2 separate regions of the Homo sapiens genome follow, and region 2 is linked to region 1. A link is a loop called in an ENCODE intact Hi-C map of the cell type or tissue named here. Cell type or tissue: heart left ventricle. All regions are shown on one strand. Links, peaks and the distances in the headings refer to the core of each region. The heading gives the core; the rest is flanking DNA. Region 1 overlaps DHRSX (dehydrogenase/reductase X-linked). Region 2 overlaps LINC03112 (long intergenic non-protein coding RNA 3112).

Region 1 (15,821 bases), core at 3,740-11,739:
CACAGCTGCTCACGCCTGTAATCCAACACTTTGGGAGGCTGATGTGGGAGGCTCACTTGAGCTTAGGAGTTCGAGACCAGCCATGGGGACATAGTGAGACCCTGTCTCCAAAAACATAAATGTAATAAAAAATAAAATGCTTTCTTTTATTATTCTTCTGCAGAAGAAGGAAGTCCTTGCTTCTGAGTCATTTTGTGTATTAGTTACATATACTGTGTAACAAAATAACAGACTGAGCAGCGTGGAAGAGCTCATACTTACTATCTGTAGCAAGGGATCCATAAATGGCGTCCTTTTTTATTATTATATAAAATTCTATATTCTCCTGTGGAAGAAGGAAGTCCTTGCTTCTGAGCCATTTTGTGTATTAGTTACATATGCCCTGTAACAAAATAACACAGATTCAGCAACGTGGAAGGGCTCGTACTTCTTACTATCTGTAGCAGGGGATGCATAAATTGCTTCCTGTTTGATTATTATATAAAATTCTATATTCTATATTCCTCTACTGCAGAAGAAGGAAGTCCTTGCTTCTGAGTCATTTTGTGTATCAGTTACATATGCTGTGTAACAAAATAACCCACAGACTCAGCAGCGTGGAAGGGCTCATACTTACTATCCCACAGCTGCTGCGGGTCAGGAATCTGGGCAGGTGTAACTGCATTCTCTCTTCGGGGTCTCACTGGGCTATAACCAAAGTGTCATCTGGCCTGAGGTCCTCTCTGGAGCTCAGGATCTTCGAAATTCACATGGTTATACGCAGAATCCAATTCCTGGAAGCTGCAGATCTGGGGATCTGAGTATCTTGCTGGCTTTTGGCCAGGGGCTGCTGTCAGCTCCTAGAGAGGCCATGCCCAGGTTCTGGCCCCAAGGCGCTCTCACAAAACATCAGCTCACATCAAGGTCAGGAGGAGAATGACAGGTCCCACACAGACTCAAGGAAAGGGGACTATACAAGGATGGGACTCATTGATCTCCCTAGAGTATGAGCTCCTCATTGTACCCTACTGACATGTCCAATTCAGTGTTACTTCCTGGACAGGCGTGGTGGCTCACGCCTGTAATCCCAGCACTTTGGGAGGCTGAGGCGGGCGGATCACCTGAGGTCAAGAGTTTGAGACCAGCCTGGCCAACATGGTGAAACATTGTCTCTACTAAAAAAAAAAAAAAAAAAAAAAATACAAAAATACAAAAATTAGCTGGGCCTGGTGGCATGTGCCTGTAATCCCAGCTACCTGGGAGGCTGAGGCAGGAGAATCACTGGAACCCAGGAAGCAGAGGCTGCAGTGAGCTGAGATCCTGCCACAGCACTCCAGCCCGGTCAACAGAGCGAGACTCCATCTCAAAAAGAGCAGAAAAAAAAAAAGTGTTACTTCCTAGATGAAATTGAGTTTGACCTGTTTAGAAATTTTCTTAATCTCTGAAATAGGTTGGGAGATAACCAGGTATTTTTTGTTGTTGTCCTTTTCCAGTGGAATTTTTATACTGTGACTTGGCTTCCATGACTTCCATCCGGCAGTTTGTGCAGAAGTTCAAGATGAAGAAGATTCCTCTCCATGTCCTGATCAACAATGGTGAGTCCTGGTGAAATTGCAGCAAGCCAGGGGTTAATTTGAATGCAAACAGGAACTCTAGCTTTCATGCGGGAGAAGTGTCTCAGCAAAACAGGATATCCATGGGAATTATTGAACATACCTGCTATTTCTAGTCAGTGCTTCATTTCACGGATAGCTTTGGAAGAGCATCATTCTTGTTAGCATGTTACTTTGAAATAATGGTAAACGCGATAACATGTTGTATGGAGTTGACACGTTGACTTGTCCACTTGGACTAAAGGGTATGAGGCACATGCTAAGGGTTGGTGTTTTCCCAAATGTTATCTTACAAAACCATCACCACATTCCCCTGAGAGTCATTATTTGGGCACTAGAAGCTCATTACCATTTATCTCTTGATTTTACCCCCTGTTCAACATTCTCACCCAGATAGGTGGAGTCAATATCTCCCCTTCCCCACCTTCAATCTGCCCATCTGCCAATCTTCAACACAAACTACCCTTGACCTTGAGCCCTTCTTTGAGCCTCGCTGAGTGCTTAAGGTCATTGCAACGCTTACTGTTGACCTTGAGCCCTTCTTTGGGCCACGCTGAGCGCTTAAGATCATTGCAACACTTAATGTTTCTCCTCGTAACACTGATGCCCATTACTCTCATCCCCTGCTGCAGTCCATTTTATTTTTTATAAAAGTTAACCTGAACCCTCCACACTGAGGAGGTACAGTTATTGACATCTCCAAACTAAGTAAATACATAGAACTAAAGGTCTCAGAAATACACCAACAAACATGTGTGCTAGTAGAATTTAACGCATCACTTTCACAGATGGAGACCAAATGCAAATTCAGAGAGGAAATAAATAGTGACATTAATACAGTGGATAGAACAGACGTACGTCAAACAGTGAGCCCATAAAGACAGCACATTCCTTTCAAATACATGAAATATTTATCAAGTTATTGACACTTCAGATTGCAGACAAAAAAATCAGCAAAAGGATCTTGTGATTACCCAATGTAATTACTCCATTACCCACCTAGACCATTAAAGATTCTTAATTCTGCAAAACCCCTTGTGCTACCTAACGTACCATTTTCATAAATTCTGGAGATTAGGATATGGACATGTCTGTAAGGAGGGAGAAAGCATTATTCTTTGTACTAAAGTTGTAATACCTGTCTGTTTCCAGCTGCCAAGATGTGGTAGCTTCTATCTAATTTTTTTTTCTTTTTGTCTTGATGTGTTTCGTGTTTTTGTATAACATTAATGGGATTGGAGGATAGGAAAGTGGATGAGATACCCACGGTTCCCCCTCAACCCACTTGTTTAATTGGAAATTATTATGCTAGAGTTTAAAGGAGAAGCATGGGATATAAAACTATACATAGAGTGTGATGCCAATTTATGCATAAAAATTTGTACAGACATAGCTATGTGTGAGTGCATATGTATTTGTATATGTATTTGATGTATGATGTATATGTATTTATGCATAAAAATACGTGCAGACATAGCTATGATGTGTGAGTGCCACTCAAATAGCTACAGACAACACCATTTCCATGTACTTAGCCTGGTAAGAAACATCGTATTATCAGTGCTAGTGGCTCCTGTTGGAAGGTCCGGAATGATTTTAACTTTGTGTGTCTTCTTTGGAGATCAATAACACTTTTCAGATTTGCCATCCTGGTGGGATCTGAAGTTTCTACGCAGGCATAAATGATTTCCCAGTCAGCAGCCATTTGGAATCTTCTGTCTCAGCACTGGGTGTGGACTTCCTTTGCTGAAGACCTATCAGTATTAGAAGTGATTAGAATTATAGCATTATAAGTCACCAAATGTGGAGACCACTTAGAGGCACTGTGGAGATCCTACACGACCCGACGTCTCATTTCCTCGTTCTGTGTAACACCCTTACTCATTAGTAATGGGAGCACTTTATCACAGAGCAGTTGGAGATGGAAATACATACATGACATGGTGCCCTTGCACAGAGACACACAAAACAGAACTGTCCATCCTCTTAGGACTTTTGTGCGACTACTTCCATCCATTTGGTATGGGCTTGCATCCACCAGTAAGCAGAAAAAATTAGGAATCTCAGGCCGGGCGCGGTGGCTCACCCCTGTAATCCCAACACTTTGGGAGGCTGAGGTGAGTGGATCACCTGAGGTCAGGGGTTCCAGACCAGCCTGACCAATATGGTGAAACCCTGTCTCTACTAAAAATACAAATATTAGCCAGGCGTGGTGGCGGGCATCTGTAGTCCCAGCTACTCAGGAGGCTGAGGCAGGAGAATCGCTTGAACCTGGGAGGTGGAGGCTGCAGTGAGCCGAGACCACACCATTGCACTCCAGCCTGAGCAACAGAGCAAGACTGTTTCAAAAAAAAAAAAAAATTAGGAATGTCAGATATGATATGTTTCTCCAGCAGAATCTTACTGTGTTCTGGGGGGAGCAGAATTTTACTGAGCAATGTGTATATGAACCACATCTGTGACAGTGGATACAGGCTAACACCAGTTGACACAGGCTAACCAGCGTATACTCCATCACTCAACCACCACGTTTACCTTTTGAAATGGCTATTGCATTCCTAGGATTCTCCTCTGTTCCTTTTCTCAACAGATTTTAAACAAGGCACACAGGGCTCTCAGAAACAAACAAAAATATTCTGGAAACTGGGACAGGGTTGAATTTGAATCAAAAGGGTCTTGTTGTTGGATTGTCTCTGTACCCTATCTCTTCTGTAGAAAATCTCATGCACATATTGGGTTTACTTCTTCCTAGACTTATCTAGACCTTTCTTCCATGCTAAGACCTTTTACCTTCGCTCAATGCCTCAGAGGCACCTCAAGCCAGTAAGTCCAGTGTGAAATTCCTGAGTCTATGGCTGACACTGGTTCTAGAGGAGAGTATTTCCTTCCCCAGTTTTTAGAAGACTGTCAGCGTTTCTTCACCCATGGCCTCCAACCCGGCCTTAAAGCCAGCAATGATAGTGGCTCACGCCTGTAACCTCAGCACTTTGGGAGGCCGAGGCAGGTGGATTACGTGAGGTCAGGAGTTCGAGACCAACGTGGACAACATTGTGAAACCCTGTCTCTACTAAAAATACAAAATTAGCTGGGCATGGTGGCGCATGCCTGTAATCCCAGCTACTCGGGAGGCTGAGGCAGGAGAATTGCTTGAACCCGGGAGGCAGAGGTTGCAGTAAGCTGAGATCACACCACTGCACTCCAGTCTGGGCAACAAGAGCAAAACTCCATCTCAAAACAACAAAAACAACAACAAAGCCAGCAATGAGACACCTTTGAATCTCTCTTTCTTGTTCTCTCTCTCTCCCTCTCTTCCCTTCTCTCTCTTTCTCTCTCTCATCTTGCCTTCTCTTTTTTTTTATCTCCTTCACTTACTTTTGTTCTTCTGCCTGCCTTGTAGAAGAACCATTGTGATTATTTGGGGCCCACCAGGATCATCTCAGATAATCACCTCATCTCAAGATCTTCCACTAATTCACATCTACAAAGGCCCTTTTGCCGTGAAAGTCACATTTTCATGTGTTCCAGAGATGAGGACATGGACATTTTTTCATCTTTTGAGTTATTACTCTTCCAAATTGGGAATAGGTTGTGGGCATCTCTGGGGTCATTATTGTGTCGACCACATGAGAATTAGTCTGTGGACATCTTTAGAGCCATTATTCAGTCTTCCACATGAGGATTAGGATGTGGACATCTTTGGGGCCATTATTCTGTTTCCCACATGAGGATTAGAATGTGAACATCTTTGGGGCTATTATTCTATCTACCACATGGGAATTAACATATGGACATCTTTGGGGCCATTGTTCGGCTTCCACATGGGGATTAGGATGTGGACATCTTTGGGGCCATTATTCTGTCTTCCACATGGGGATTTGGATATGGACATCTTCGGGGCCATTATTCTGTCTCCCACATGGGGATTCGGATATGGACATCTTCGGGGCCATTATTCTGTGTACCACATGGGGATTGGGATGTGGACATCTTTGGGGCCATTATTCTGTCTACCACATGGGGATTAGGATGTGGACATCTTCAGGGCCATTATTTTGTCTTCCACATGAGGATTGGGATGTGGACATCTTTGGGTCATTATTCTGTCTTCCACATGAGGATTAGGATGTGGACATTTTTGGGGCCATTATTCTGTCTTCCACCTGAGGATTAGGATGTGGACATCTTTGGGGCCATTATTGTGTCTCCCACATGGGGATTACAGTGTGGGCATTTTTGGGGTCATGATTCTGTCTCCCACATGAATAATGTGGACCTGGACATCTTGAGTTGTGCATTATTTAACCTGCCATACCTACCTACTCTGCCCTTCACATACTTCGCTTGCAGGAAAAATAAAATAATAAGCAAGATTCTTGACCTCATAGAAATCATACTTTAGCAACGGAAACAAACATTGGACCAATAATCATTCTGTGAAATGTTCTGCCTTAGAAAACACACCTCTTGCAATGTGACAACACAGTCTTGTAAAGTACAGAGAAGATTGCACCCCAAGTCACACGCCTCCCTGGAATTCCCCAGCCTGTGCTGCTCAGAACACCATTTCCAGGAGGTGATAATGAGAATCCATTTGTTACAAGATGATGGCTTGAAATAACACTTTGCACTTTCTTCCTTTTATCTTTTTGTTCTACATCTTTCAAGAGGTTGCTCAGGCTGTGGCTTTCCTGGACTCCCTATAGGTTTTTGTGGCTGACTAAGGTTCATCTTGTCCCTGGGGTCACTGTTGAGAAGAGCTCAGTTGCAGAGGATCTGGATTTTTTTTTTTTTCCTCTGTGGGTACAGACAGAAGCTTCTAGAAAAGAGCTGGAGACTTCGCTTTTGGAGGCTGTGTTGAATACCCATTGCCCACTCTTCACAAGAAGACAGAAATGCAGAGAGGCAGTCTCTTGTTGACAAATCCTCTTGGTTCTCTTGGAAATGCAACAGAACCATGGAGCTTCGTGAAGCCCATGGGCTTGGAAAGGGGCCTCCCGAGGTACCCAGGGTGGATGGAAAGCTGCAGGGATAAGTGCTCCTCAAGCCAGAAGTAGCCCAGATGGCACAGTCTATGCTGAGAATGGATTCATCACCAGCCTGTGTGCTGGAGGCTTGGGCCAGATGAACCTTGATTTAGAGAGGAAGTAAAGCATTTTTTGCCTTGGTTTGTGCATCAGAATTCATCTTCATGGTGTGCAAATGACGAGGCTGGATTCTATACAGTCAGCACTGAGAATGGATTCAGCACAAGCCCGTGTGCTGGAGGCCTGGGTCTGATGTACCTGGATTTAGGGAAGAAGCAAAGTATTTTTCTCATTTATTGCATGCCTTAGTTTGTGCATCAGAATTCATCTTCGTGGTGTGCAAATGAGAAGGCTGGATTCTACACAGTCAGCGTTGAGAATGGATTCATCACCAGCTCTTGTGCTGGAGGCTTGAGCCAGATGTACGTTGATTTAGAGAAGAAGTAAAGGATTTTTCTCATTTGTTGCATGCCTTGGTTTATGCATCAGAATTCATCTTCGTTGTGTGCAAATGAGAAGGCTGGATTCTATACAGTCAACGCTGAGAATGGGTTCATCACCAGCTGGTGTGCTGAAGCTTGGGCCAGATGTACCTTGACTTAGAGAAGAAATCAAGGATTTTTCTCGTTGGTTTGTGCATCAGAATTCTTCTTCGTTGTGTGCAAATGAGATTGCTGGATTGTATGTTTGGGATATTGCTGGTGTCAACTTATGTAAATAGAGTTTCTATTTATAGGCAGCCTCAGGGAAGGACTCCAGTGGTGGTACTTTTAGTGTCTAAGAGGCTAGTAGGGGGTCTGCAGACCCCTAAACCAGGGCTGTCCAACCCCCAGGTCATAGTACCAGTCCATGGCCTGTTAGGACACCGGCCGCACAGCAGAAGGTGAGTGGCAAGTGAACAAGCAAAGCTTCATCTGTATTTACAGCCACTCCCCATTGTTCACATGACTGCCTGAGCTCTGCCTCCTGTCAGATCAGCAGCAGCATTAGATTCTTATAGGAGCACAAACCCTACTGTGAACTGTGCATGTGAGGGACTTAGGTTGTGCACTCCTTATGAAAAGCTAAAGCCTGATGATCTGTGCATGGGAAGGATCTAGGTTGTGTGCTCCTTATGGAATCTAATTCCTGATGATCTGTCACTGTCTCCCATCACCCCCAGATGGGACTGTCTAGTCACAGGAAAACAAGCTCAGGGCTCCCACTGATTCTATATGATGGCGACTTGTAGAATTATTTCATTATATAGTACAATGTAATAATAATACAAATAAAGTGTACAATAAATGTCATGCCCCGGAATCATCCCAAAACCATCCCCACATTCCACCTCCACCTTCTGTCTTCAGAAAATTGTCTTTCACAAAAGTGGTCCCTGGTGCCAAAAAGGTTGGAGACTGCTGCCCTAAACTATTTCCCCAGAACCTTCCCTCCAAAACTCCTGCTAGTCAACCACGTGCCTCAAGTCTCATGGAAAACAGCCCCAGCTGAGCTCAGCCAGGGTGACTTCCAAGGCAAGAAGGAGCTACACTTCGTGCTTTTCTTTTTTTATTCTTAGAGCAATCAAGGTTTTGCAAACATTAAATACTTCAGACATAGAATATCTTTTTCATTTGCTAGTGGGTTGAAAATAGAACCTGACTGCCTCTGTCTGGCTGCTGTGGGAAGCTCAGAGGCAACGCGATGATTTATCAAGCACAAGAATAAATCAATAATAGACCTCCTGCAGAGCCGGTATTTATGGTTTATTCACTTCAAAATTGTATTTATCTAGCTTCCCATCCCCATGTCTGAAAATTGATAGATTTTTAATAATGCAGAGGATTTATAGATTTATCCTTGTCAGCCATCTTCCCATAACTCTAATGGATGAATTTCTTTCTGAGATAATGAATTACTAAGCATTATTTTTCCTACCACCAAAGAAATACGTCCACGATACAGGGTGACCCTGAAAAATAACAATGATTCTTCCCTGGCCAGAGACCTAAAGACTCTGTTTTTTGGTACAGTTCTTCATTCACCCATTCATTCATTCATTCATTCATTCATTCAAATTCATTCATTCACTTGAATGAATTCAAATGAGTGAATGAATGAATGAAAGAATTCAAATGAATGAATGAATTCAGAGGAATGAATGAATGCAAATGAATTCAAAGGAATGAACAAATGAATTCAAATGAATTAATTCTAAGGAATGAATGAATTCTAATGAATGAACAAATGAATTCAAAGGAACGAATGAATTCAAAGGACTAAATGAATTGAAAGGAATGTATGAATTCAAAGGAATGAATTCAAAGGAATGAATGAATGAATTCAAATGAGTGAATCTGAATGAATTCAAGGGAATGAATAAATTCAAATGAAGGAATGAATTCAAATGAATGAACAAATGAAGTCAAAGGAACGAATGAATTCAAAGGAATGAATAAATTCAGAGGAATGAATGAATGAATTCAAAGGAATGAGTGAATTCAAAGGAATGAGTGAATTCAAAGGAATGAGTGAATTCAAAGGAATGAGTGAATTCAAAGGAATGAGTGAATTCAAAGGAATGAACGAATTCAAAGGAATGAATGAATGAATTCAAATGAGTGAATTTAAATGAATAAATTCAAGTGAATGAATGAATTCAAAGGAACAAGTGAATTCAAAAGAAGGAATGAATTCAAATGATGCAAATGAATGAATGGAATCAAATGAATGAATGAATTCTAATGAGTTCATTCAAATGAGCAAATGGGCACAGGGCACCTACAAGACCCATGAGAGTTAAGGAAGATTCATTCGGGGAAGCCCAGGTGTGCAGTTCTGCATCAACAGAAGACTGAGGTGCAGTGGAGCCGGTCCTTACTGAGGACCCACTTTTTGGTGGACGGACACCTGAGCAGCCATCTCCTGTCTTTGTGGGCGCCTGGCATTTTCTATGTGACTCGGGCTCCACAGTCATCTGGTCTCCCTCCCGGGAAGACGGAAAGTGTTGCATCGCGGCGCATGCATTCGTCAGCGGATCCTTGAGTCTGCACAGGTGTAGACCATTTATTCTGCGTGCCTTCTGTTTGCTTCTCTTCCAGAGCTGCTCTCCTGTGGATAGAGTAGCTTTCTGTTCCGTAGTGGTTTCCTCTGCCTCTCCCGATGGCGCCTTCTCTGAACAGGAGGCATTTGGATGTTCTTTTAGTGTTGGTGTTGGCAGCAGCATGGGATGTGGTCTGTTGTGACTCTGCGGCAGGCTGTTCCCTGCCAGAGAAGGCTAGATGTTCAGGGCGTCCGTCCCATAGCCTCCCTGGACTGGCTCCATCCTTCCCACCGCCCTCCCGAGATTCTAGGAAGTGGGTTGAGAAGCAGTGGTTTTTCAGTTACTCAAATGCTTTTCTCCTCTCTCTCTCTCTTTCTGTAACTCTCTGTCTCTCTCTCCTCCTTCTCCCCGTCTCTCTGTCATTCTCTCTTTCCACCTCTTCACTGTCTCACTTTTCCTCTCTTTTGCTTTTTCTCTCTGTCTCTCTCTCTCCTCAGTCTACCCCATCCCCGCTTCTACTATTTTGCTCTCGACCTCCCTTCTCCCTCCTCCCTCCCTCTCTCCCCCTCTCTCTCCCCTTCTCCCTTCTCTCTCTCCCTTTCTCCCTCTCTCTCCCTCTCTCTCTTTCTCTCTTCTCTCTTTCTTCTCTCTCTCCCCCTCCCTCCCTCGCTTTCTCCCCTCTTCTCTCTCTCCCATTCTCCCTCTCCCTCCCTCCCTCTCTCCTTCCTTCCCTCTCTCCCTCTTTCTCCCCTCTTCTCTCTCTCCTTTTCTCCCATTCTCTCTCTCCCTCTCTCCCTCCCTTTCCCTTCTTCTCTCCCTCCCCTCTTTCTTCTCTCTCCCCTCTTTCTTCTCTCTCTCCCTTTCTGTTTCCCTCTCGCACACCCTCCCTCTTCTCCCTATCTCCTTTCTCTTCCTGTCTCTCCCCTTGTCTCTCTATCTCCTTTGTCTTCCTCTGTGTCCCACTTCTCTCTCTTTCCTCCTTCCCCCATCTCTCCTCCTCTCTCCTTTGCCTTCCTTCTCTCCCCCTTTCTCTCTTTCTCTCTGTCTCTTTCTCTGTCTCTCCCCTTATTTCCTCCCTCTCCTTCTCTCTTCCTTTCTCGTTTGCCCTCCCTCTCTCTCCCTGTTCCCTCTCCATCTCTCTCTCTCTTTCCCCCATTTCCTCCTCTTCCTTCTCTCTCCCTCTCGTTTGCCCTCCCTCTCTCTCCCCGTTCCCTCTCCATCTCTCTTTCTCTCTCTTTCCCCCATTTCCTCCTCTTCCTTCTCTCTCCCTCTCGTTTGCCCTCCCTCTCTCTCCCCGTTCCCTCTCCATCTCTCTTTCTCTCTCTTTCCCCCATTTCCTCCTCCTCCTTCTCTCTCCCTCTCGTTTGCCCTCCCTCTCTCTCCCCGTTCCCTCTCCATCTCTCTTTCTCTCTCTTTCCCCCATTTCCTCCTCCTCCTTCTCTCTCCCTCTCTCGTTTGCCCTCCCTCTCTCTCCCCGTTCCCTCTCCATCTCTCTCTCTCTTTCCCCCATTTCCTCCTCTTCCTTCTCTCTCCCTCTCGTTTGCCCTCCCTCTCTCTCCCCGTTCCCTCTCCATCTCTCTTTCTCTCTCTTTCCCCTATTTCCTCCCTCTCCTCCTTCTCTCTCCCTCTCTCGTTTGCCCTCCCTCTCTCTCCCCGTTCCCTCTCCATCTCTCTTTCTCTCTCTTTCCCCCATTTCCTCCTCCTCCTTCTCTCTCCCTCTCGTTTGCCCTCCCTCTCTCTCCCCGTTCCCTCTCCATCTCTCTTTCTCTCTCTTTCCCCCATTTCCTCCTCCTCCTTCTCTCTCCCTCTCGTTTGCCCTCCCTCTCTCTCCCCGTTCCCTCTCCATCTCTCTTTCTCTCTCTTTCCCCCATTTCCTCCTCCTCCTTCTCTCTCCCTCTCGTTTGCCCTCCCTCTCTCTCCCCGTTCCCTCTCCATCTCTCTCTCTCTTTCCCCCATTTCCTCCTCTTCCTTCTCTCTCCCTCTCGTTTGCCCTCCCTCTCTCTCCCCGTTCCCTCTCCATCTCTCTCTCTCTTTCCCCCATTTCCTCCTCTTCCTTCTCTCTCCCTCTCGTTTGCCCTCCCTCTCTCTCCCTGTTCCCTCTCCATCTCTCTTTCTCTCTCTTTCCCCCATTTCCTCCTCTTCCTTCTCTCTCCCTCTCTCGTTTGCCCTCCCTCTCTCTCCCCGTTCCCTCTCCATCTCTCTCTCTCTTTCCCCCATTTCCTCCTCTTCCTTCTCTCTCCCTCTCGTTTGCCCTCCCTCTCTCTCCCCGTTCCCTCTCCATCTCTCTCTCTCTTTCCCCCATTTCCTCCTCTTCCTTCTCTCTCCCTCTCGTTTGCCCTCCCTCTCTCTCCCTGTTCCCTCTCCATCTCTCTTTCTCTCTCTTTCCCCCATTTCCTCCTCTTCCTTCTCTCTCCCTCTCTCGTTTGCCCTCCCTCTCTCTCCCCGTTCCCTCTCCATCTCTCTCTCTCTTTCCCCCATTTCCTCCTCTTCCTTCTCTCTCCCTCTCGTTTGCCCTCCCTCTCTCTCCCCGTTCCCTCTCCATCTCTCTCTCTCTTTCCCCCATTTCCTCCTCTTCCTTCTCTCTCCCTCTCGTTTGCCCTCCCTCTCTCTCCCCGTTCCCTCTCCATCTCTCTTTCTCTCTCTTTCCCCCATTTCCTCCTCCTCCTTCTCTCTCCCTCTCGTTTGCCCTCCCTCTCTCTCCCTGTTCCCTCTCCATCTCTCTTTCTCTCTCTTTCCCCCATTTCCTCCTCCTCCTTCTCTCTCCCTCTCGTTTGCCCTCCCTCTCTCTCCCTGTTCCCTCTCCATCTCTCTTTCTCTCTCTTTCCCCCATTTCCTCCTCCTCCTTCTCTCTCCCTCTCGTTTGCCCTCCCTCTCTCTCCCCGTTCCCTCTCCATCTCTCTTTCTCTCTCTTTCCCCCATTTCCTCCTCCTCCTTCTCTCTCCCTCTCGTTTGCCCTCCCTCTCTCTCCCTGTTCCCTCTCCATCTCTCTTTCTCTCTCTTTCCCCCATTTCCTCCTCCTCCTTCTCTCTCCCTCTCGTTTGCCCTCCCTCTCTCTCCCTGTTCCCTCTCCATCTCTCTTTCTCTCTCTTTCCCCCATTTCCTCCTCCTCCTTCTCTCTCCCTCTCGTTTGCCCTCCCTCTCTCTCCCTGTTCCCTCTCCATCTCTCTTTCTCTCTCTTTCCCCCATTTCCTCCTCTTCCTTCTCTCTCCCTCTCTCGTTTGCCCTCCCTCTCTCTCCCCGTTCCCTCTCCATCTCTCTTTCTCTCTCTTTCCCCCATTTCCTCCTCCTCCTTCTCTCTCCCTCTCGTTTGCCCTCCCTCTCTCTCCCCGTTCCCTCTCCATCTCTCTTTCTCTCTCTTTCCCCCATTTCCTCCTCCTCCTTCTCTCTCCCTCTCGTTTGCCCTCCCTCTCTCTCCCCGTTCCCTCTCCATCTCTCTTTCTCTCTCTTTCCCCCATTTCCTCCTCCTCCTTCTCTCTCCCTCTCGTTTGCCCTCCCTCTCTCTCCCCGTTCCCTCTCCATCTCTCTTTCTCTCTCTTTCCCCCATTTCCTCCTCCTCCTTCTCTCTCCCTCTCTCGTTTGCCCTCCCTCTCTCTCCCCGTTCCCTCTCCATCTCTCTCTCTCTTTCCCCCATTTCCTCCTCTTCCTTCTCTCTCCCTCTCGTTTGCCCTCCCTCTCTCTCCCCGTTCCCTCTCCATCTCTCTTTCTCTCTCCCCCATTTCCTCCTCTTCCTTCTCTCTCCCTCTCGTTTGCCCTCCCTCTCTCTCCCCGTTCCCTCTCCATCTCTCTCTCTCTTTCCCCCATTTCCTCCTCTTCCTTCTCTCTCCCTCTCGTTTGCCCTCCCTCTCTCTCCCTGTTCCCTCTCCATCTCTCTTTCTCTCTCTTTCCCCCATTTCCTCCTCTTCCTTCTCTCTCCCTCTCTCGTTTGCCCTCCCTCTCTCTCCCCGTTCCCTCTCCATCTCTCTCTCTCTTTCCCCCATTTCCTCCTCTTCCTTCTCTCTCCCTCTCGTTTGCCCTCCCTCTCTCTCCCCGTTCCCTCTCCATCTCTCTCTCTCTTTCCCCCATTTCCTCCTCTTCCTTCTCTCTCCCTCTCGTTTGCCCTCCCTCTCTCTCCCCGTTCCCTCTCCATCTCTCTTTCTCTCTCTTTCCCCCATTTCCTCCTCCTCCTTCTCTCTCCCTCTCGTTTGCCCTCCCTCTCTCTCCCTGTTCCCTCTCCATCTCTCTTTCTCTCTCTTTCCCCCATTTCCTCCTCCTCCTTCTCTCTCCCTCTCGTTTGCCCTCCCTCTCTCTCCCTGTTCCCTCTCCATCTCTCTTTCTCTCTCTTTCCCCCATTTCCTCCTCCTCCTTCTCTCTCCCTCTCGTTTGCCCTCCCTCTCTCTCCCCGTTCCCTCTCCATCTCTCTTTCTCTCTCTTTCCCCCATTTCCTCCTCCTCCTTCTCTCTCCCTCTCGTTTGCCCTCCCTCTCTCTCCCTGTTCCCTCTCCATCTCTCTTTCTCTCTCTTTCCCCCATTTCCTCCTCCTCCTTCTCTCTCCCTCTCGTTTGCCCTCCCTCTCTCTCCCTGTTCCCTCTCCATCTCTCTTTCTCTCTCTTTCCCCCATTTCCTCCTCCTCCTTCTCTCTCCCTCTCGTTTGCCCTCCCTCTCTCTCCCTGTTCCCTCTCCATCTCTCTTTCTCTCTCTTTCCCCCATTTCCTCCTCTTCCTTCTCTCTCCCTCTCTCGTTTGCCCTCCCTCTCTCTCCCCGTTCCCTCTCCATCTCTCTTTCTCTCTCTTTCCCCCATTTCCTCCTCCTCCTTCTCTCTCCCTCTCGTTTGCCCTCCCTCTCTCTCCCCGTTCCCTCTCCATCTCTCTTTCTCTCTCTTTCCCCCATTTCCTCCTCCTCCTTCTCTCTCCCTCTCGTTTGCCCTCCCTCTCTCTCCCCGTTCCCTCTCCATCTCTCTTTCTCTCTCTTTCCCCCATTTCCTCCTCCTCCTTCTCTCTCCCTCTCGTTTGCCCTCCCTCTCTCTCCCCGTTCCCTCTCCATCTCTCTTTCTCTCTCTTTCCCCCATTTCCTCCTCCTCCTTCTCTCTCCCTCTCTCGTTTGCCCTCCCTCTCTCTCCCCGTTCCCTCTCCATCTCTCTCTCTCTTTCCCCCATTTCCTCCTCTTCCTTCTCTCTCCCTCTCGTTTGCCCTCCCTCTCTCTCCCCGTTCCCTCTCCATCTCTCTTTCTCTCTCTTTCCCCCATTTCCTCCTCCTCCTTCTCTCTCCCTCTCGTTTGCCCTCCCTCTCTCTCCCCGTTCCCTCTCCATCTCTCTTTCTCTCTCTTTCCCCCATTTCCTCCTCCTCCTTCTCTCTCCCTCTCTCGTTTGCCCTCCCTCTCTCTCCCCGTTCCCTCTCCATCTCTCTCTCTCTTTCCCCCATTTCCTCCTCTTCCTTCTCTCTCCCTCTCGTTTGCCCTCCCTCTCTCTCCCCGTTCCCTCTCCATCTCTCTTTCTCTCTCTTTCCCCCATTTCCTCCTCCTCCTTCTCTCTCCCTCTCGTTTGCCCTCCCTCTCTCTCCCTGTTCCCTCTCCATCTCTCTTTCTCTCTCTTTCCCCCATTTCCTCCTCCTCCTTCTCTCTCCCTCTCGTTTGCCCTCCCTCTCTCTCCCCGTTCCCTCTCCATCTCTCTTTCTCTCTCTTTCCCCCATTTCCTCCTCCTCCTTCTCTCTCCCTCTCGTTTGCCCTCCCTCTCTCTCCCTGTTCCCTCTCCATCTCTCTTTCTCTCTCTTTCCCCCATTTCCTCCTCCTCCTTCTCTCTCCCTCTCGTTTGCCCTCCCTCTCTCTCCCTGTTCCCTCTCCATCTCTCTTTCTCTCTCTTTCCCCCATTTCCTCCTCCTCCTTCTCTCTCCCTCTCGTTTGCCCTCCCTCTCTCTCCCTGTTCCCTCTCCATCTCTCTTTCTCTCTCTTTCCCCCATTTCCTCCTCTTCCTTCTCTCTCCCTCTCTCGTTTGCCCTCCCTCTCTCTCCCTGTTCCCTCTCCATCTCTCTTTCTCTCTCTTTCCCCTATTTCCTCCCCTCCTTCTCTCTCCCTCTCGTTTGCCCTCCCTCTCTCTCCCTGTTCCCTCTCCATCTCTCTTTCTCTTTCTTTCCCCCATTTCCTCCTCTTCCTTCTCTCTCCCTCTCTCGTTTGCCCTCCCTCTCTCTCCCTGTTCCCTCTCCATCTCTCTTTC
Region 2 (15,821 bases), core at 3,846-11,845, 300 kb before region 1:
AAAGTCTGAAGTCCCCATCAGCTCTGCTAACTTATTACTAGTTTTCACACACACTGAGTTTAATGAATCTATGTTTTGGAACAAAGCAGTTACCTTAGGAACTTGAGAGATGTTTCCGGCCAGGCGCGGTGGCTCACGCCTATAATCCCAGCACTTTGGGAGGCCGAGGAGGGTGGATCACAAGGTCAGGAGACCGAGACCATCTTGGCCAACATGGTGAAAGCTCATCTCTACTAAAAATACGAAAATTAGCTGAGCGTGGTGGCACACACTTGTAATCCCAGCTACTTGGGAGGCTGAGGCAGGGGAATTGCTTGAACCCAGGAGGCGGAGGTTGCAGTGAGCCTAGATTGTGCCACTGCGCTCCAGCCTGGCGACAGAGTGAGACTCTGGCTCACGAAAAAAAAAAAAAACCTAGAGAGATGTTTCCTTGTAAAACCACCCCATTCTAAAAAGCAGGTGGGTTACATCTGCTTCCCTGTAAAGAGAACTCTTTCTAGTGTTAGCTGCTCTGTTCATAGATAAAAAATGCTGGACACCTAAAATGTTAGTTTAAATTTATTAATAGCATCTACATAAAATCTTAGCTATTTCACACAACACTACCCACTATCATATTTGAAATAATCTGAGCAAATAGTAAAAAGACATATCCCAAAGACAACAACACTGGCAGACTAAAGAAAAGCAGAAACCATGAACTAAGAAGGTAAAATGCTTTTGAACCTCTAAGCGACTCCTGCTATTACGGAAACATCCGTTTTCGTCCATTGGGTTTTATCGGTTTTTATCATTGGCTTTGTGTTTTGCCTAAATTAGCAAATATAGCAAGTCTGTTTATGCCTCAGTTAACCTGTAGACTTAACCTCACTAAAAATAATAACACATTAGGAAAAACTATCAGAAAAAACAATAACCACACCTCCGCCCCAACACAAAGGCACACATAAAGAGGGACTGGACACAAATCCATACCACAGACTTGATTTGGTTTACAAACTTGATTTTGTAACCCAAATCCTTTTTGTTTTTGAGACACAGCCTCACTCTGTCGCCCTGGCTGGAGTACCCTGGTGTAATCTCAGCTCACTGCAACCTCCGCCTTCCGGGTTCAAGCAATTCTCCTGCCTCAGCCTCCCAAGTGGCTGGGACTACAGGCACATTCCACCACGGCTGGCTAATTTTGTATTTTTAGTAGAGACGAGGTTTCACCATGTTGGTCAGGCTGGTCTTGAACTCCTGACCACAGGTGATCCACCCACCTTGGCCTCCCAAAGTGCTGGGATTACAGGCATGAGCCACCAAGCCCGGCTGCAACCCAGATCTTGATTTTTGACCTTGATTTGACCCACAGATTTGGGAATGAGAAGTGATTACAGAGTTGGAGCCTTGGAGGGAGAGAGGGTTTCTCATGTGAGCAGGGCATGGAGAAACAGTAGTCAAAATCCTGATTTTGACCAAGATTTTTTCCAAATCTTGATTTTTGACCTTGATTTGTAAACCAAATCAGTTTTGTTTTGTTTCCTGCTTTTTTGTTTTTTGTTGTTTGAGACGGAGTCTCGCTCTGTCACTCAGGCTGGAGTGCAGTGACGTAATCTCGGCTCACTGCAACCTCTACCTCCTGGGTTCAAGCGATTCTCCTGCTTCAGCCTTCCAAGTAGCTGGGACAACAGGTGCCCGCCACCATGCCCAGCTAATTTTTGTATTTTAGGAGAGACAGAGTTTCACCATGTTGGCCAGGCTGGTCTCGAACTGCTGACCTCAAGCAATCCACCTGCCTCAGCCCCCCAAAGTGCTAGGATTATAGGCATGAGTCACCATGCCCGGCCAAATCAGTTTCATATAGCAAATTGCGAAAGCTGGTCACTGGATCACCTGAGTTTGAATTATTTTGAATACTGATGACCCAACGTGCAGATCCAGGAGACAGAGCCAGGACCCAAGATTTTCAATCCTCCAAAGGAGCCCAGGATTGTCAAGAATTTGGGCAAGTTTCCTCTGGTTAAAAAACAAAACGCATGTTTCAGCATTCAAAGTGAAGCAGAGGAAAAGCACTTATTATTCAATTACTTTAGGCAATTGAGTCAAGCCAGAGATAGACACGATCCAAAAACTCTTGGGAAAGATGTTCCATCTTCTACATGGAATGCTGGACCTATCCCAAAGTTCTCCAGGGATACCCTGAAGAGTTGTAGCACATTCAAGAAAGTACACACGTTTCTTCAGTAAACAGACCCAGAGATAGCTGTCCACCTGGAGCAGATTCTGGTCAGCCCATGAGCAGCTCTTACTCACACAGATACTGAGCCAATCAGAAGTGATAAAATCCTTCCAATACTTCTAATCACCCAGGAATGAATTAGTCAATGGGGAACTTTTCCTGTCCTCATCTGCCTGCCCCAGGGCTCATGGTTCATCTTGTCCATGAGTTTCTACATGCAACTATGAGCTAAAATAAAAACAAACCGGCCCAGGCATGGTGGCTTACACCTGTGAGCACTTTGGGATGCCGAGGCAGGCAGATGACTTGAGGTCAAGAGTTCGAGACCAGCCTGGCCAGCATGGAGAAACTTCATCTCTACTGAAAATACAAAAATTAGTCGGGTGTGGTGGCGCATGCCTGTAGTCCCCGCTACTTGGGAGGCTGAGGCAGGAGAATTGCTTGAACCCAGGAGGTGGAGGTTGCAGTGAGTTGAGATCGTACCACTGCACTCCAGCCTGGGCGACAGAGTGAGACTCTGTCTCAAAAACAAAAACAAAAACAAAAACAAGCAAACAAAAAACCCATATACACAGATGAAAAAGGAGAAGTCCTAATCACTGATAGTAAATCAATAGATTACCGTCCACGTTAGAAGCTCTGTATCTCAGGACCAAACAACCACAAGCCACATATGGAGAGAGCGTTTAGTAGTTCACACATTGTGATTTAGGAAGCAACCACTTCTCTGATTCTAAAATAATTCACTCTAGGGAGAGTGGCTGCCCTGAAACATTGCCTTCCCACCATATTTAGTTCAAGAAGTCACTCAGGGATGAGGAAAATGAAGGATATGTACATGACTGAAGGATTAAGTGGCAGAAACAGCATTTTATTTTTATTTTTATTTTTGAGACAGACTCTCGCTCTGTTGCCCAGGCTGGAGTGCAGTGGCGCAATCTTGGCTCACTGCAACCTCCACCTCTTGGATTCACCATGTTGGTCAGGCTGGTCTCGAACTCCTGACCTCAAACAATTCACCTGCCTCGGCCTCCCAAAGTGCTGGGATTACCGGCATGAGCCACTGCACTCAGCCACTAGCTTCTAATAATGATAATTCTACTCTCTACTTCTATGAGCTTAACTTTTTTGTACCTCCCACTTACGAGTGAAAACATGGGGTATTTATCTTTCCATGCCTGACTTTCTTCACTGAAGATATTGTCTTCCAAGTTCATCTGCGTTGTCGCAAATGGCAGATTTCATTTTTTATGGCTGAATAGTATTCCATGATGGATAGATACCACATTTTCTTTGTCTAGTCATGTGTTAATGAACATCTTAGCTATTATGAAGAGTGTTGCAATAAACTTGGGGGTGCAGATATCTCTTGCATAGACAGACTTTCTTTTAAAAATGTATACAGTAGTAAGATTACGGAATCATATGGCAGTTCTAGTTTGAGTTTTTTGAGAAAGTGCCATACAGTTTTCCATCCTGGCTGTATTCATTTACATTCCCACCAACAGTACATGAGTTTCCGTTTGTCCCAATCCTCACCAGCGTTTTTCACTTTTTGTCTCTTTGATAATAGTGATTCTAACTAGGGTGAGTTGGCCATGAATCTGCCTTTTCTGGGGGAGATTTGTATTCAGATCCTTTGATTTTTTTTTTTGAGACAGAGTCTCACTCTATCGCCCAGGCCTGGCACCATCTCGGCTCACTGCAACCTCCGCCTCCCGGGCTCAAGTGATTCTCCTGCCTCAGCCTCTCAAGTAGCTGTGATTACAGGCACCCACCACCACACCCAGCTAAGGGTTTTGCCATGTTGGCCAGGCTGGTCTGGAACTCCTGACCTCAGGTGAGCCACCTGCCTCAGCCTCCCAAAGTGCTGGGATTGCAGGTGTGAGCCACCGCACCCTGCCCTTTTGGTAATTTTTAAATTGGATTACTGTTGTTTACTCTTGAGTTGTTTGAGATCCTTGTAATTTTCCAGATTCATCCCCTTTCAGATGAGTCATTATTATCCCCAAATATTTGTAAATATTTTCTCCTATTCTACAGCTTGTCTGTCCACTCGGTTGATTGTTTCCTTTGCTGAGCAGAAGCTTTTCTGGTTTAATATAGACCCATTTATCTATTTTTGGCTGTGGTACCTGTGCTTTCAATTTGTTGCCCACAAAATCGTGGCCTAGACCAAGGTCCTGAAGCATTTCCTCTTCTTTTAGCTTTAGTCATCTCATCGTTTGGGGTCTTATATTTCAGTCTTTAATTCATGCGGAGTTTGTTTTTGTATATGGTGAGGGATGGGGGCTAGTTGTGTTCTTCTGAGTACAGTATCCATTTTTTCTAGCACCATTTATTCAATAGAGGGTTCTTTCCTCTGTGTACTTCCCTGCTGCTTTTGTCAAAAGTCACTTGGGTGTAAATCCATGTTTTTTTTTTTTCCTGGGATGTCTATTCTGTTCTGTGTCTTCCTACATTAAAAATCACATTATAGGCCGGGCACAGAGGCTCATGCCTGTAATCCCAGCACTTTGGGAAGCCAAGGTGAGTGGATCACCTGAGGCCAGGAGTTCGAGACCAGCCTGATCAACATGGTGAAAACCCATCTCTATTAAAAAATACAAAAAATTAGCCAGACATGGTGGCGGGCGCCTGTAATCCCAGCTACTCAGGAGGGTGAGGCAGGAGAATCACTTGAACCCGGGAGGCAGAGGTTTCAGTGAGCTGAGATCGCACCACTGCACCCCAGACTGGGTGACAGAGCGAGACTCTGTCTCAAAAAAAAAAAAAAATCAAATTCTATTTGTGAGAAAGGAATCGTGGTGTATTGGCTCTGACACCTGCCTTATACCTTTCCATCTGGATGTTCTTTTTGCTCTTGGCTTCACTGTGGGTGTCTGATAAATTGTACAGACAAAAGTAAGTTTACAAACTGTCTGAAACTTTGGTGTTTCTTCCCCTGAGGAATTCCCCTGAGGAATACCAACTCTTCATGTGCAGAGAAGTGGAAGTATAGAAATTCAATTATCCATCTTCTCTCAGCCGATGAACAGCTAGAGGCTGGAAACGCAGGTTCAATTGAAAGTTAGAAGCTGCTGCCCTGGAAATGTACACACTATCGCTGAGCGAGGACCTTTTCATGCACTGTGTGGGCACGTGCACACACACCCACCCACACACACGGGTACGCGCGCGCGCACACACACACAATTGATTTCCTCTCTAAAGTGGCAAGAAGAAGCTGCCTGGCTGCAAGCCTTGCTGGCATGGGTCATGCCATCTACAAAACTGTTCCCTTGCTCCCCACTTCTGCTCGAAAACCTTTCACAGACTGCAGATTCAAGGGAAAGCCACGCCAGCCACCCGGCTATCTGCTGGGAGACCCTGAGGTGGGCTCTTCTCTTTGCCGTCAGCAGGAAGAGGGTCTCCTCCCTCCCACCTGTGTCATCCTGGGGGAAGAGCTGTCTCTGGAATGGAAACACCGGGTAGAAGGGTGCAGAGGAGAGATTGCATCGCCACTTTAGTGCTTGATGAATTCCTTTTTCCCCGACCCACACAGCCCTCTGATATCATGGTCCATTTTCCTGGCATCCTTCCTCAGCTGCAAATCCATCCTAGACCATAGCAGGGGAGGCTATTTTTACCTGGGTCAGGTCCTATCTTCTCCTTTGTTCCTGTTTCTGAAGGTCAGGAATGCCTTACCCTCGGGAGCCAGGCTCTCAGACAAAGGCTCTCCAACCCTGAAGCTCTTTCTGTCTCCCAGAACCATGGGGCATCGGTGCTGGGGTCACTGCATGCAGGTATAAAATTTTCCCTCAGTAGTGTGTCACTGCAGGCAGGCGAAGACTTCTACCAGGCATCGTGGAACAGCTCCTGCTCACCGGTGTTAGGGGCCACAGGGAGCGGAGACAAAAATCAGGGCATGAAAGGCCTGAATTGTGTATTTGCTGGGAAACTGGGTGGTCCCTGTTCTTACCATGTCATGGATTCCTGGTGCAAGCCCTATGCCCCTGTCCAACAGCCCCAGCTCCCTCCCTCCCTTAAAGAGAGTATTCAGGATGCCCAGCTAGGGAGGAACTACCTCCTTTCCCAAGAATTTGGGCTCCTTCGGCCTTCTGTGCTGTGCCCTGACCTGTTCGTGTCTCCACCAGACATCAGCCCTAAACACAGCTCACACTTCAGGAAAAATGTGTGTGCACCCACGTGCCACCATGCCTGTCTCTCCATTCCCCAGGGCTAAGCCCCAGAGAGTAAGGGACAAACGTGGGGTGGAGGGCTTTCTGTGATGCGAGGGCAGAAACCTGGATCCTTACACTAAGGCGTCTGTGTGCATCGCCCCTTTATCACGGGACTGAGTCTCACACCAAGACGTCTGCCTCACCCCTTCATCACAGAACCCAGTCTCCCCCTTCCCCTTATAGAAGCTGTGACTCTGGGCAAGGGTGTGTACTTTTTTCCTGCCTGGGCCCATCCTGCTTGGTATCAGCAATGAGTTAGTTGCAACTTGAAACCCCCTTCCCTGTACAAGAGACACAGAGAGAGAGAGAGAAAGAGAGAAGGGGCAGCTTCTCTCCATGAGCACCTTCATTCTTTGATGAGAATATCGCAGCTCACCCATACCGGGGTGCAGGGTGAGAGTGAGGAAAAGAGGAAAGGAAGGGGACTCCCAAAGAAGGGGTGAGATGCAAGACCTGGACGAGAGAGATATCCACCGCTGCGCTGGAGAGAGGGGGCCGGGAAAAGCAGAGAGGTGGGAGAGGTGATGGAAAGGCGCGCAGTCGGGGACGCCTGCTCTCCCCCGACCCTCCCCATCTGCAAAGGGAGGCCCCCCGCCCAGTGCCGCAGCCCCTCCCCGCGCGCTCGCCCCCGCGCCTCCCTCCCGCGCCCCCGCGCCCCCCGCCGCCAGTGGACGGCTGCGCGCTGCTGCCCGCGGGGCTGGCGTTTCCACCTGTCACCGCGCCGCCTCCGCCCCAAGTTTTCGGGGGACTTGCCCGGCGCGCCGCCTTCCTCCAGCTCTCCCCCATGGCCGCCGCCCCCTCCTCCCGGCCGCCCCCAGGGCCCCCCGTGCCCCCAGCCCAGCCCAGCGGCCGCCGGGCCCGGTGAGCGCCAGCAGCTGGGGGGACCCGGGCGGTGGGAGCCCCGCGCGCAGCCGCCTGCACCCGAGCGCGCCGGCCTCCGAGCAGCCACCACTGCCACCACCGCCGCCGCCGAGCAGCCACCCAGGCAGCGTCTGTCCCGGGCACGGAGCATTGCGGATGCGGCGCGGGGCCGGCGCGGGGCTCCGGGCGCGCTCGGGGGTCGTGAGCGCCGCGCCCCGCGCCCCCGCGCGCCCCCCGCCCTCCCGCGCGCCCCGCTGGGGCCATGCAGTCTCTCATCTCGCCGGTGACCAAGGCGATCCTGGTGGCCCTCTTCATCTTCGCCATCCTCCTCATCCTCTACGTGATCCTCTGGTACATCTGCCGCGATGTGGACTGTGACCACGGCATCTGAGCGCCGCGGACCCCCGGGGTCGCCAGGCGGGGGGCGCCCCCAGCGCCAGGGCCATGGGGACTGAGCCGTCCCGCGGTGCCCCCCAGCTCGGCGCCCGCGCCCCCTACTCCGGGCCCCACCGCCCGCCCTGCACCTCCACCGCCTCCTGGCCTTGACCTTCAGGGACGCACCGGGGAGAGCGGGTGAGTGCGCTCGTGCGGGCGCTTTGGGGGGCCACGGTTGGGGAGCCCCAACTTCGGGGAGGACGCGGAATCCGGACGCGGGACTGAACCCGAGGATTCACGGAGCCCGGGGCTCCCCTATGGGGCACGGGAAGCGGCAGATGCGCGTGCAGAGAGGTGGGCGCAGGCCCCCCCTGTACCCCCTCCAGGTCCGTCCCACCCACCCCCTGGGCGCCTTGGGTCCAAGGCGCATAGGCGCTCCCGCCTGTGGCCGCCACCGGTGCAGCAGAACGCGGGCTCTCGGGTGGGTCCAATGCGCTATGGCACACCAGGCGCTATCGGGTCCCTAGCCCTCTGCTCCGGCGGTGGGGACCCCGCACTCAAGTTCCCTATAACCTCCATGGACAAACACGGTGAGCGCGAGGCTAGGAACAGAGTGAGCGTTATCCACGGCCAAGGGACACCTCTAGGGAGCAATGGGAAACAAAATTTCAACCAGGTCGGAAGGCGGTTTGCCTTTCTCACACTGCCAAGCCCCCCCTGGGAAGCCGAAGCCTTGGGGGTGGGGGGAGTAGGTGTCCTCCAAAGTCCTCTGGCCCCTGCTCCAGAGGGGAGAGGGACAGATGTGACAAGGATGAGGCTTTGCCCTACACCAAGTGTGCCGGGCAAGTTTGGGAAGGTGAAGCAATCTGTGACTTAAATAAATATCTTCTTAGCCAGAAAAATGCCTGCCTTTGAATATTTCTCTGGGAAAAAAAAAAAACTGTGAGGAAGAACACCCAGTTTAAATAGACTGCCAATTTATGCGTGGGCATGGCTTCCTTTGGTAATCAGGGCAGACAGAAGCTGTTTGGGGGCTCACTTCGGATCAGACGGAGCTCGGCTTGGTGTTATTTATGTTCATTCCTCTCTGATTAACAGTTTCCAGCCACTTGAGGGTTAAGGAAACTAAAAATCCTAGGACTTTTTTTTTTCTGGTCCCAGGATAATCTATAGATTGCTTGTCCGGGGAATCTTTGGAAATCCCGTGGGACTGCAAATGTCTGATTTGGGATGGTTAGGGTGTGAGTGTCAGTGTGACTGTGACTGTGTGTGTGTTTTCCGTAGTTAATACTGTAGTTGACACAGTGAGTGGTACTGCAGCACCTAACTCATGTCCACAGATGCCAGTGTCTGCAAAGGGTTGGGGAGGGAGCGGGGGGGCGTTAGGGGGAACAGACACCACTTTCAGGATAACAGATATGATTTGAGAAAATGAAAACATTTGCAAAGTCCCTCCACATTCTCCATTAAAATACATTCTCCTGGGACTCTGTGGCTGGGTGCGTGTATTACATCTCCCAAGATGCCAAGTTTGTCTCTGGAATTTGTTGCTTCTCCTCAGCCTGGCCCCCCAACTCCCAGCTCACATACCCAAATGTAGGACTTTTACATCTCAGTCCAAAAAGACTCTCTGACACCAGAACGGACCAATATTTTTGAAGTACTGCGTGTGCTCCAGGTATTAAATTAACTGAAAAGAAACGGGGTAGAAGCTTGATTATGAAAATCCAAAATAGGACGCTTTGCAAATTATTCCCGGCACAGAGGAAAAGCTACTGGAGCTTCACGCAAGCACATCCCACCCAGGGGGCCCAAAGTTACGCCAAGCACAAACCCACCGGGCTAGTCGAATAGGAAAAGGAAGATTTAATCCAAGAAGCCTGTTTCTCAGGTGAGGGTTTGGGAAGAAACAGGGTCGTGGAGTCAGTCACTCGCGGGGCTTGCCTGGGAACGATATGAAAATACAGTTGCAGCTGAAACTAGATGTGAGCCACTAACGAAGCTCACCCTAAACATGATAGCTGAAGTCCTGTTCACATCTGATGATTCCTTAGAGCTTGTACATTCTCAGCCTCTCTCGGATTATTTTTCTTATATAAAATTTCCATATTCCAATCGAGCACTGTTTATTCAATTTCCCAGAGAATGCCTTCTCATAAATTAGAAACTAGCCGTCTACATATTGATTCTATGAACGATTGCATTAAAATGCCTACTTAATAGTCACTACCATGTCTGCTGAAAGGCTCATCACCAAATGAGAACAAAACGCAGGGATTCAGAATTCAAATGGTAGGGCGCTCACGAAGTCACAAAGTGAACAGCTAATTAACGCTCTTGGAAAAGAACGCTCATCTCCATCACAGATAGTCTCCTTCCCCCAGATAGACAAGGCTAGAACCAGAAAGAAACCTTTAGACAAAAGGAAATCACAGTAACTCATGTCTGTGTAGCCTCCTGTGTGATCTACAAAAGACCTTCCCGTGAGGTGTTCCTCCAGATCTGCGCCACTGTCCTGGGAAGATGCCAGGTTGGTGCTAACATCCCTGTTTCAGGTCCACAAACCAAGGCAGGTAGAAGTGCTTCTTGCCCAAGGTCACGCAGTGAGTCAGTGCAGAGTTGTCACTGGAAGTGACACAGACTCCCACTTGGAGCTTTTGGCTAGAGATTGGGGGGCATTTCTTTCTACAAGTGTGACTCTTCTCTGTGGTCCTGTTTTATGTCCATCAGTGCACACTGACATCCATCAGTTCTCCAAGGGAGTGCTTAGATCATGGTGACCATTTGGGTATTTCTTTTCTTTCTTTTTTCCTTTTCTTTTCTTTTCTTTTTTTTTTTTTTTTTTTCTGAGATGGAGTCTTGCTCCGTCGCCCAGGCTGGAGGGCAGTGGCGCAGTCTCGGCTCACTACAACCTCTGCCTCCCAGGTTCAAGCGATTCTCCTGCCTCAGCCTCCTGAGTAGCTGGGATTACCGGCACGTGCCACCATGCCTGGCTAATTTTTGTATTTTTAGTAGAGATGGGGTTTCACCCATGTTGGCCAGGCTGGTCTCAAACTCCTAACCTCGTGATCCTCCAACCTCAGCCTCCCAAAGTGCTGGGATGACAGGTGTGGGCCACTGCTCCTGGCCCGTTTGGGTATTTCACACCTAAAGAAGATATGAGTATTAAAACAGCAGCATGATCCCTCAGGATGCTTTCCTGGAACCTAGAAAGATAAGCCCTGACTGGAAAAAAGGACAATCTCAGTGAAGCTGGGAAGAGCATGATGAGACAGAAACCTCTGCGCTATTATCTTAATTTTCTATGGACAACCCACACATGCAAGGGTGGTTATGATTACTGTCAAAAGACCTACAGTTTCCTATAAATAACAATTACACCTAATAGTTGCTGAGTGTTTTACTAAACACCAGATCTGGAGTGAAAATAATATTATATACATTGTATTTTACCCTCCTGACAGCAACATGAATATAATTAGTATCCCAATTACACAGAATGGAAAAATAAGGCTGGAAAAAAACAGGTTATGTAACTTCCCCAAGAATAAAAGAAAAAAACTCAATCATCAGTAACCAAGCTTTTACCAACGGACCTGTGGCACACATGTGTGTTTATGGGGTGTGTGTGTGTGTGTGTGTGTGTGTGTGTGTAAAATCTCACATCCATTGCAGTGATATTACACAAAAGTTTTAAATTATATTTCTACTTGCAACTCTCCTTTAGGGTTTAAAATTAATCATTCTCTTTAAAGTTTTTAAAAAATTGATTACAGAATAACTGCTAATTATCTGTTTCTAGACACTGCTCACACAGGTTTCCATTTTTAAAACTTTTTATGTATTTTTTTTTTAAAGACAGAGTCTGGCTCTGTCATCCAGGCTAGAGTGCAATGGTGCAATCTTGACTCTCTGCAACCTCCACCTTCTGGGCTCAAGCAATTCTCATGCCTCAGCCTCCCGAGTAGCTTGGACTACAGGCCTGAGCCACCATGCCCAGCTAATTTTTGGACTTTTTAGTAGAGACGGCATTTCATCATGTTGGCCAGGCTGGTTTCGAACTCCTGACCTCAAGTGATCCACCCACCTCGGGCTCCCAAAGTGCTGGGATTACAGGTGTGAGGCACCGCGTCCAGTCAATATATTTTATGTGTTCCAAACTGTAAAGATTTTTATGAGTCTTAAAAAAAAAAAAAATGAACCTTAAAGCGAAGCTGCTGAAAAAGTGGCCCTAAATGCATTTTTCTTGGGATCCCATATAGTGCAAAGACCCTCCTAAAATCTCCTTTACATGGTTTTGGCAGCTTCCAAACTTAAGGGGAAGGTCCCCCAAGGGGTAGAGAGGGCCTCCTGGAAACCTCAGCTTCTGTGCAAGAAGAGTTGAGGGAAGAGGGTAAATTCGATCTGTAATGAAGCTTGAGATGTAGCAAGACAAAACATCTAGACACCATAATGAGGGACATTTGGTGGCAGTGATGAGAGGGGGACGTGGTCAACTAGATGAGAGAGAATTTTCTCAAGCTGATCATTAAGGACAGGGTGAGCACAGCGGCTCACGACTGTAATCCCAGCACTTTGGGAGGCCAAGGTGGAAGGATCGATTGAGCCCAGCAGTTTGATACCAGCCTGGGCAACATAGTGAGACTCTATAAGAAAAAAAAAAAGCAGGGAGAGGGAGCGGACACAGTGGCTCACACCTATAATCCCAGCACTTTGGGAGGCCGAGGCGAGCAGATCACCTGAGGTTAGGAGTTCCAGACCAGCCTGGCCAACATGGTGAAACCCCGTGTCTACTGAAATACAAAAATCAGCCAGGCATGGTGGCACACATCTGTAATCCCAGCTACTCAGGAAGCTGAGGCAGAAAAATCGCTTGAACCCTGGAGGTGGGGGTTGCAGTGAGCCGAGATCGCGCCACTGCACCCAGCCTGGGCGACGGAGTGAGACGCCATCTCAAAAAAGAAAAAAAAGAACAGGCTGCCTCAGAAGTGGTCAGAGGTGTTTGTTTGCCTTGTTGTGTGTACTTCCCCAAGGGAAGTGTAGCGGGGAGGAGAGACGAATACGCAAGTGTTTCGGTCATAGGACTTCACACTGGATAAGAATATTGACATACCTTCCAAATTTATATCACTGAAAAAAAAAAAGATTCTTTAGCAGAAGTCAACATTTTGGAATTCAAGATAAGTGACCTGTGGGAAAAAGAATTGAGTTGAAAATCTCACTGTTGTTTTCAAAGCTGTTCTCAGTTAATGTTGTTTTCAAAGCCTGAGGTTGTGGCTTACGTTATTGAGACGCTTCTTAACCATTCTTCTCCTCCTTCACCCTAAAATTAAGATCCTTTTATATCTCCTCTTCTCAGGCTGTGTTCCACAGATGTTCATATTGGAACTTGCCTGCATTGCAGATGTCTGTAAAAAAAAAGCCGGGGGAGCGGAGAGGCAGGCTGAAAGGTAGTAGAGAATTCCAAGGTGCCGACAGAGAAGGAAAGACCAGCCTGGGTCTTACATATTAGCTCTGTGATACTCCAAGCTCCACAGTGTTAAGCTAAATCCCACTTAGAAAGTGAAGTGGGAAATAGATGTGGATTTGGAGCTAGGAGGGGCAGTGCCGCGGCCTGACTCAGAGAGCTGGGTCCTTTCAGGATGTAAGAGACACGAAACGGAGGACTCCTAAGAGGAAGAGGAGGCTGCGTTCACTTTCACGCACTTCCCAAGGCAGCATGTCAGGCCGGGAAGCTGTACAGTGGGAAGAAGAATCTGTAACAGCGCCTCAAAGCAGGAAAACAACACCGTACCATAAGCCAAACCCCTGCTGTGCTTTCTGAGTAATGCCATTTCTAAAAAGATCATGTTTCCATGAGTTATTTTTTCCCCTCCGCCGATTTGGTCTAGCAACATGTAAAGTGTAAATTCAAGGGAAACATGAGTGAAATAGAAAGGGTGACTTTGGAGGTACCTACAGTAGATGCAGTGCTGTGATGGGGCGTGCTGACCTAGAGGGGGATATTCCCCCATCAGAGAAAGGTCCCAGGGCCCTGCTGCTGTCTCACAAACCTGAGCACTTCCTTTCCGAAACTATCCCCAGAGGCAGGATCTTTCAAGAAATGTCGTCCTTGGTCCTTGTCTTGCATCCTTAGCTGGGGAGCCTTCCAGGCAGAGGCTAGGATTTTTGGAAATACCTAAGCCTCCTTCAGCGCCAAGTCTGGGGGATAACTTTAGAAGCCAATTTAATCAATATGGCTTTTAGCTCAAAATAGCGCCAGTGTAAGGTAAGGTCTAGACAGGCGCTTGGAGGCAATTCTGAAACAGTTCCAAAAATAGTTTGAAACAAACTGGGCCCTTTGAATGAGTAGCCGGCCTTCTGGAGGAAAGGGATCAAACTCACTCGTGTGCAAAACCTCAGGTGCAATTTGTGTTGTAAACTCTCCTCGGTCACCTCCTAACTAGGATTTTTCGGGTGTGGGAACAAGATGTATGCATTTATTGAACACCTACTGTGGGTTTATGACAATTTTACGCTTTTATTACGAAACCTTGGGATAGGCTGTTATGTTTTCCTCTGGGGAAGGTGAAGACTGTCTGTAATTATGCGCTCAAAAAGCTGTCCATGCCCGGGCGCGGTGTCTCACGCCTGCAATCCCAGCACTTCGGGAGGCCCAGGCTGGAGGATCACTTGAGGTCAGGAGTTCAAGACCAGCCTGGCCAACATGGCGAAACCCCGTCTCTACCAAGAATACAAAAATTAGCCAGGTGTGGTAGTGCACACCTGTAATCCAAGCTACTTGGGAGGCTGAGGCGGGAGAATCGCTTGAACCCTGGAGGCAGAGGTTGCAATGAGCCAAGACTGTGCCACTGCACTCCAGCCTGGGCGACAGAGTGGACCCTGTCTCAAAATAAATAAATAGTAAATAAATAACTGTCCACTAGGGATCTCAAGGCCAGGTTGCCAGTGGTCAGTGGTGGCTATTTTTCATGTCATTGTACTATCTCTTACCATCTGACCAGACTCATCCTTCCATTCCATCCGCCTACCCCCTGTCTCTGAGTCATCAGATGACTAAGCATACCTATGGGTTGGTACTGTTGGCGTGAATGCGGTGATTCAGGTCGTAAGTGGGCCCACCACACAGAAGGCTCCCGAAAAGATCCTCGGGGAAAATGGACAGACATCATTAGTGAAAGAGAAAAGCAAAGTATCCCCAAAGCCTACCCATTAATAGTGGTCTGAACACAGGGCATTGCCGCATTACTCTTCCTGGCTCCCTAATTCCCATGTGTGTGAAGTGTGACTGTAATTACGATGAAAGCTAAATGAATTAAATATGATTTTCTTTTTTTTTTTTTTTTTTTGGAGACGGAGTCTCGCTCTGTTGCCCAGGCTGGATGTGGCGTGATCTCGGCTCACTGTAACCTCTACCTCCCGGGTTCAAGCGATGCTCCTGCCTCAGCCTCCTGAGTAGCTGGAACTATAGGCACCCACCACCACACCCAGCTACTTTTTTTATTTTTAGTAGAGATGGGGTTTCACTATTTTGGCCAGGCTGGTCTCGAAATCCTGACCTCAGGTGATCCACCTGCCTTGGCCTCCCAAAGTGCTGGGATTACAGGCATGAGCCACTGCTCCCAGCCAATTTTCTTTAGTATCTCATCTTTTAGCATGACACCAATGGACAAGTCTAATGGGAATTACAATAACATGGAAATTGGATCTTTCCTACCGTCAGCAAAAATGTCAAGACCACAAAAGACAAAACAAACAAACAAAAAACTATCTAAGCGAATAAAATAGTAGAGGCAAACAGAAATATGAGAACAAAGGCATCTAAAAAAGATGCTTAAGAAAAAAACTTTGGGGAGGCCGAGGCAGGCGGGATCACTTGAGTTTCAGGAGTTCGAGGCCAGCCTGGCCAACATGGTGAAACCCTGTCTCTACTTAAAAAAAAAAAAAAAAAAAAAAAAAAAAACAAAAATTAGCTGGATGTGGTGGCAGGAAACTGTAATCCCAGCTACTCAGGAGACTGAGGCAGGAGAATCACTTGAACCCAGGAGGTGGAGGTTGCAGTGAGCTGAATCTGGTTCAAGCGGTTCTCCTGCCTCACCCTCTTGAGTAGCTGGGACTACAGGTGATTCTCTCACCTCAGC

What was found. A loop is a pair of places that touch in the nucleus more often than their neighbours do. Peaks named below come from ENCODE experiments on the same cell type or tissue, not always from the same donor. Only the 100,000 strongest peaks of a DNase experiment are listed, where the experiment ranks them.
Region 2: a loop joins it to region 1, with 2.9 times the contacts of the local background. A loop is called at or near these places in 14 of 110 quality-filtered maps.

The regions. Positions count from the first base shown.
Region 1 is chrX:2,277,255-2,293,075 of GRCh38, reverse strand. It overlaps DHRSX (dehydrogenase/reductase X-linked), which reads left to right. Exons shown (of 7, transcript NM_145177.3): 4 at 1,473-1,574. Among named protein-coding and RNA genes, the nearest start is that of DHRSX, 220 kb to the left of the region's middle. In heart left ventricle, for the core only: a CTCF peak has its summit at 8,278; no DNase peak of the experiment used is centred there.
Region 2 is chrX:2,575,901-2,591,721 of GRCh38, reverse strand. All of the region lies in intron 1 of LINC03112 (long intergenic non-protein coding RNA 3112), which reads left to right. Among named protein-coding and RNA genes, the nearest start is that of LINC03112, 25 kb to the left of the region's middle. RefSeq lists enhancers at 7,455-7,954, 7,646-8,146, 8,147-8,647. In heart left ventricle, for the core only: no CTCF peak of the experiment used is centred there; DNase peaks (open chromatin) are centred at 7,438 and 7,763; H3K4me3 peaks cover 311 bases; H3K27me3 peaks cover 3,536 bases.